Linked DNA regions of Homo sapiens: region 2 is linked to region 1. A link is a loop called in an ENCODE intact Hi-C map of the cell type or tissue named here. Cell type or tissue: adrenal gland. All regions are shown on one strand. Each heading gives the region's core, and the rest is flanking DNA. Links, peaks and the distances in the headings are about the cores only.

Region 1 (3,703 bases), core at 1,204-3,703:
AGAGTAGATCCAACAGGAATTATAATGCCTTCCTAGAGGAAAACAAGTGAACTAAAAGACGGAGAAGACTTATAACATCATCATCATCAAAGAATGTGAAGACCATTAGGAAGAAGGGAAAATAGGCCAGGTGCAGTGGCTCAGGCCTGTAATCCCAGCACTTTGGGAGGCCGAGGCAGGCGGATCACTTGAGGCCAGGAGTTTGAGACCAGCCTGACCAACATGATGAAACCCTGTCTCTACTAAAAATACAAAAATTAGCTGGGCTTGGTGGCACGTGCCTGTAGTCCCAACCACTCAGGAGGCTGAGGCAGGAGAATCTCTTGAACCCAGGAGGTGGAAGTTGCAGTGAGCAGAGATCATGCCACTGCATTCCAGTCTGGGCGACAGAGTGAGACTCCATCTCAATAAAAGAAAAAAAGAAAGGAAGAAGAGAAAAGAGACAGACTTGAGAGAGGATATCACAAATGGTCATAGACACTGAGCACAGTGACCTGAACAGGTACATGGACAATTATAAAAAAGATGCACTGGAGGGAGTTATATCTCTTCCTGGGGTGGCAAGATTATGTGCCATGGGTATTTATAGGACTACGTTTTGGGTTTTTTTGAGACAGGGTCTCACTCTGTTACCCAGGCTGGAGTGTAGTGGTCCCATCACAGCTCACTGCAGCCTCGACCTCCTGGGCTCAATCGATCAGTAACAATCCATTAGAGTACCAGACACAGACCTTGTGTCCCTCCTGAGTGGCTGAGACTACAGGCACACACCATCGCACCCTGCTAATTTTTTTTATTTTTTATGTTGTAGAGATGAGGTTTCGGCATGTTGCCCAGGTTGGTCGCAAACTCTAGGGCTCAAGCGATGTGCCCACCTCAGTCTCCTAAAGTGCTAAGGCTGCAGGTATGAACCACCGCGCCCGGCCTATGAGATTCTTGATATGATCTCAGTGATTAGACACATCGAGACACTATCGCATACTTTATTTAATTATATATTTATTTATTTATTTTTTGAGACGGAGTTTCGCTCTTGTTGCTCAGGCTGGAGGGCAATGGTACAATCTCGGCTCCCTGCAACCTCCACGTCCTGGGTTCAAGCGATTCTCCTGCCTCAGCCTCCTGAGTAGCTGGGATTACAGGCATGCACCACCATGTCCGGCTAATTTTGTATTTTTAGTAGAGACGGGGTTTTACCATGTTGGCCAGGCTGGTCTCGAACTCCTGACTTCAGGTGATCCGCCCGCCTCGGCCTCCCAAAGTGCTGGGATTACAGGTGTGAGCCACCACACCTGGCCTCTTTTAAAAAATGGACTGATATAAGCCAGGTGCGGTGGCTCACGCCTATAATCCCAGCACTTTGGGAGGCCGAGGCAGGTGGATCACCTGAGGTCAGGAGTTCCAGACCAGCCTGGCCAACATGGTAAAACCCCGTCTCTACTAAAAATACAAAATTAGCTGGGCATGGTGGTGGGCACCTGCAATCCCAGCTACTCGAGAGGCTGAGGCAGGAGGATCACTTGAACCTGGGAGGTGGAGGTTGCAGTGAGCCGAGATTGCACCATTGCAATCCATCCTGGATGACAGAGTAAGACTCCATCTCAAACATAAATAAATACATATATAAAATAAAAATTGACTGATATAAAAGAGGGCCCAGGACAAAGGCTAGAAAAACTCCAGCATTTGGAAAACCAGTATAGGAGGAAGCACCAAAGAAGGTTGAGAGTGATAGAGGCAGGAGGCAGATGAAAGCCTAGGCAGATAGGGGTGGGTTCCCATTGAAACCCCAACTCCAAGTCAAAGACAGTTTAAAGGCTGAAAGTCAAGCTATAAGTCACATCCACAGACTGGATTGAGAACCTGTCTTACTGTTTGGCATGGTTTCCTCTGATTGATCCGTACCCTTCACCTATTTCACATATACCTACCCTTCCCTAATTTGTTTTTTACCCTGTAATGCCCACTTTTGACTGGGGTCTTTTTTTTTTTTTTTTTTTTCCAGACAGAGTCTCGATCTGTCACCCAGGCTGGAGTGCAGTGGCGTGATCTTGGCTCACTGCACCCTCCACCTCCTGGGTTCAAGCTATTCTCCTGCCTCAGACTCCCGAGTAGCTGGGATTACAGGGGCGTGCCACCATGCCTGGCTAATTTTTGTATCTTTAGTAGAGACAGGGTTTCACCATGTTGGTCAGGCTGGTCTCAAACTCCTGAATTTGTGATCTGCCCACCTCGGCCTCCCAAAGTGCTGAGATTACAGGTGTAAGCCATCACACCTGACTGACCGATGCCTTTGTTTTAACCTTTTTTTACATACTCACAAACCAATCAGCATGCACTCCCCTATTCTGAGCCCATAAAAGCCCTGGACTCAGCCATGCTCGGGGAGAAACCACCCCACTCCTGGTGGTTGACCACCCTCTTGTCCCCTCTCCACTGAGAGCTGTTTCATCACTCAGTAAAATTATTCTCCTCCCTCCTCATCCTTCGCTTATCAGTGTATCCTCATTCTTCTTGGATGTGGGACAAGAGCTTGAAAACCACCAAACACAGGTACGAGCTATAACACAGTTGGGCTGGGGTTAGTCCTGTGCACAAACCCAAGCACAAGCCAGGTATGGTCCAGTGGGCCGAATGGATGGGACGCCTCCTGCAGCAGGCCCGGGGCCAAGCAAAGCCCAGGTAGGGACATCGCCAGCCAGAGGTCTCTGACCAGCAAAAGTGGCTGAGAAAAATCCTGTGTCAGAAGGAGCAGCCACTGAAGGAGGTGGAGAATCAAGAGGGACAGTTTGAGGTGGCAGGAGTGGTTATCTGTGCTGGTGACTGCAGAGAGCTGAGGCCTGAAAGAAGACCACTGAATTTGGTAACATGGAAGTCATGGTAACCTTGATAAAGGAGCTGTAGAAGAGTGACAAGGTCATAGGCCAGACTAGAGTTGGTTGATGAGTACATAGCAGATGAGGAAGCCAAAAGGGTGTAGATCTGTGCCATCTACTAGGGTAGCCACTTGCCATACGTGGCTATTGAGCACTTGAAATGTGGCTCCTGTGAACTGAGATGAGCTGTAAGTGCAAAATACACACGAGAGTTCCAAAACTTAGTGTGGAAAAAATAATGTAGAATATCTCATTAGTCTTTTCATAATACTGAAAAATATTGATTACATGTGGAAATGTAAATGTTCTAAATATACTAAAGATTTTTTTTTTTTTTTGAGACAAGGTCTCACTCTGTCACCCAGGCCGGAGTGCAGTGGTATGATCTTAGCTCGCTGCAACCTTTGCCTCCCAGGCTCAAGTGATCCTCCTACCTCAGCCTCACGAGTAGCTGGGACTACAGGTGCATGCCACCACAACCAGGTAACTTTTGTATTTCTTGTAGAGAGACAGGGTTTAGCCATGTTGCCTTGAACATTTCACTATGCTGGTCCGAAATCCTGGGCTCAAGCAATCTACCTGCCTTGGCCTCCCAAAGTGCTAGGATTACAGGCACGAGCCACCACGCCCAGCCAAGTTAAAGATATTATTTTTTCTTATTTTTATTTTTCGAGACGGAGTCTCACTCTGTCACCCAGGGTGGAGTGCAGTGGCACAATTTCAGCTCACTACAACCTCTGCCACCCAGGTTCAAGCGATTCTTTTGCCTCAGCCTCCCGAGTAGCTGGGACTGCAGGCACGTGCCACCACGTCCAGCTAATGTAAAG
Region 2 (2,500 bases), core at 1-2,500, 160 kb before region 1:
GGGAGCCACGCAACAGGGGCAGGCGGAAGAGAGAAGCTGGAGAAAGGTCTCCTGTGGAGTAGCAGTCACAGAGCAGTGTGGCAGGGGCTGCGACTTTGCTGACAGAACATGACAGTCACAGAAGGTGGGGCAGCAAGAGGGGCTGAACACTGACCCAGAAGCAGAGATTCCGAGTGAGGGGTGACAAAAGGCCATAACAGCCTTCTGGGCTCCTTGAAAAATAGCAGGGAAGGCTCTGGACTTCCCACAGCCCGCGGGATGGAGACTTGAGCCATTATATCTGACGATTAAAGGAAAGGGGCTGGGCGCGGTGGCTCATGCCTGTAAACCCAGCACTTTGGGAGGCCGAGGCGGGCGGATCATTTGAGGTCACGAGTTCAAGACCAGCCTGGTCAACATGGTGAAACCCCATCTCTACCAAAAATACAAAAGTTAGCTGGGTGTGGTGGCACGTGCCTGTAATCCCAGCTACTCGGGAGGCTGAGGGAGGAGAATCACTTGAACCTGGGAAGGAAGGTTGAAAGGCTGAAGTGAGCCGAGATTGCACCACTGCACTCCAGCCTGGGAGACTCGGTCTCAAAACAACAACAACAACAGCAACAAGTCCTAATGTGTCATATCTGCCAATTCCTGTCGTCCAAATATTTTCCTTATGGCTGATTTCAAGCTACCTGTGTTTTAACAACCATTCACCACATTTCAGAACATTTAACAGTTGGCTCTTGTGGGCCAGCACACGGCTGCAGCCACTCGTAAGGTAATCAAGCACTCGGAAGTGTGCCTGGGACACGGGGAGCACGTTGTGAACACTCGCTGTGATTGCGAGCCAGTCAAGTCAACAGTGTTCCGGAAGTCCCCTCCCCACCTCCACTTCACAGAACAGGAGATTGAGGTTTGGAGAAGTTCACCTGTTTGCCCCAGGTCACAGCACAAGCCTCTTACTTGCCGTCCTACCTTCCGTGGGCGCTGTTCTCTCAGCAAGGTTGTACATAAGCCTGCCTGTGACCGTCCTCCTGCACCCTCCTTACAGGGACTTTCCCGGGCCCCATCAAGATGGGAGCCCTGCTGCCTCCCAGATTGGCTGCTCTACCTGCAAAGCCCTCAGGTAGCTTGGCGGGCGGGAAGCTCTCCCTGGCAGGGACTCCTGCCAAGACACTCCTGCCCAGTGCTCCTGAGCTCAGATCTGCCCTGGCTTGTGCCTGCCACATGTGGACTTGGGGAAGTGCTGTTTTTGGCAGTGGGTGAGCAGGGGCCCCATATCCTTGAGGGTGTTAGGTGAGGAGGACGCGTGACTCATTGTGCTCTGGTGGGTATAAGGCTGCAGCCGGGGGAGGGCCAGGTCCAGGCCCAGGAGAGATTTTCCAGTCTGGCAGGCAAGTTGGCTCAAGGCCAGGTATAGGCTCAGGACACAGTGCCAACAGTTGCCTGAGGCTGGACACAGATGCCCTTCGGGCAGGGTGGAGGGCTCTTGGCTCTAGCTGTCCCCTGAACTGACCTGGGTGTCACAAACATGTGGCTGCTGAGCTGGGCTTATAAGAGCCATGTGGCTGAAGGGATAAGGGGGCACTTCCCACTCTCTCAGGCCCCAGGGAAGGAGAGAAACTGCTGAGCGGCAGGTGAAGGCTTAATGGGCAGCACCTGTGCTAATGGGTCAGGGTCCTCAGGTCTCTGGAGAAGGGAGCTGCTCCCCCTACCCAGGGGAGCACAGAGAATGAGATGCCTTGGAACTTCTGTGCTTGGGGTTGGGGAAGGGCCCCTAGTGTTCTTGGTGAGCACAGGATGGGCAGAGGATGTTGGTGGGACTGTGGCCCTTGGTGGGTGGGAGGGGGGATAGGTGAGAATGAGGAGAGCCGGTTGGGGGTGGGTGCAGGGGGAGGGCAACGGATGATGCAGAGCTACTTTTCAGCCAGTTTATCCTTGGCAATGAAGCCAAGGATCCAATGCTGGAGGTGGTGGAGAGGGGCCAGGTGGGGCAGCGGGTACCACTGTGGCTGGAGATGGCAGGACAGGGCACCCCACCACCCAGGACCTTCTGAGACTCTGCATCTTCTCTGCAGCGCTGGAAGCGGGGGCAGCTGGGCTTGGCTGGGGAGTGGAGAATGGGGCGAGTGGGGGATGGGACTGTTGCTGTCCAACATCCTGGGTCTCCAGACTAGACCCCTCCCAGTGCTACTCAGTTCACAGGGCCACTTCCTGAGTCCTCACCGAGTGGGAGGGACAGCCTACCCTCTTTTGCACTTAAGAAGGCCAGGTTCTCACTCAAGCCTCCTGGGCAAGCTTGGGCAAGTCTCTAGCCTTCTCTGAGCCTCGATTACCTCATCTGGAAAACAAAATACCTCTTAGGGGTGCTGTGAGGATTAAATGGGAGGGAAGGAGGCTGAGAAGGGCCTGGGACCCACAATATCATGTTCTATGGCACATGATATATGCCTCACAAATATCAGCTTCCCAGGGTTGAGCCTAGGAAAGAGGTGGGGCAGACCTCTTCCCCATATCCTTC

The links. A loop is a pair of places that touch in the nucleus more often than their neighbours do. Peaks named below come from ENCODE experiments on the same cell type or tissue, not always from the same donor. Only the 100,000 strongest peaks of a DNase experiment are listed, where the experiment ranks them.
Region 2: it touches region 1 in a loop (1.9-fold over the local background); 23 of 110 quality-filtered maps call a loop at or near these places.

What each region holds. Positions count from the first base shown.
Region 1 is chr1:21,794,031-21,797,733 of GRCh38, reverse strand. No RefSeq gene overlaps it. Among named protein-coding and RNA genes, the nearest start is that of USP48, 13 kb to the right of the region's middle. In adrenal gland, for the core only: no CTCF peak of the experiment used is centred there; no DNase peak of the experiment used is centred there.
Region 2 is chr1:21,955,798-21,958,297 of GRCh38, reverse strand. No RefSeq gene overlaps it. Among named protein-coding and RNA genes, the nearest start is that of HSPG2, 20 kb to the right of the region's middle. In adrenal gland, for the core only: no CTCF peak of the experiment used is centred there; a DNase peak (open chromatin) is centred at 1,247; H3K27ac peaks cover 746 bases.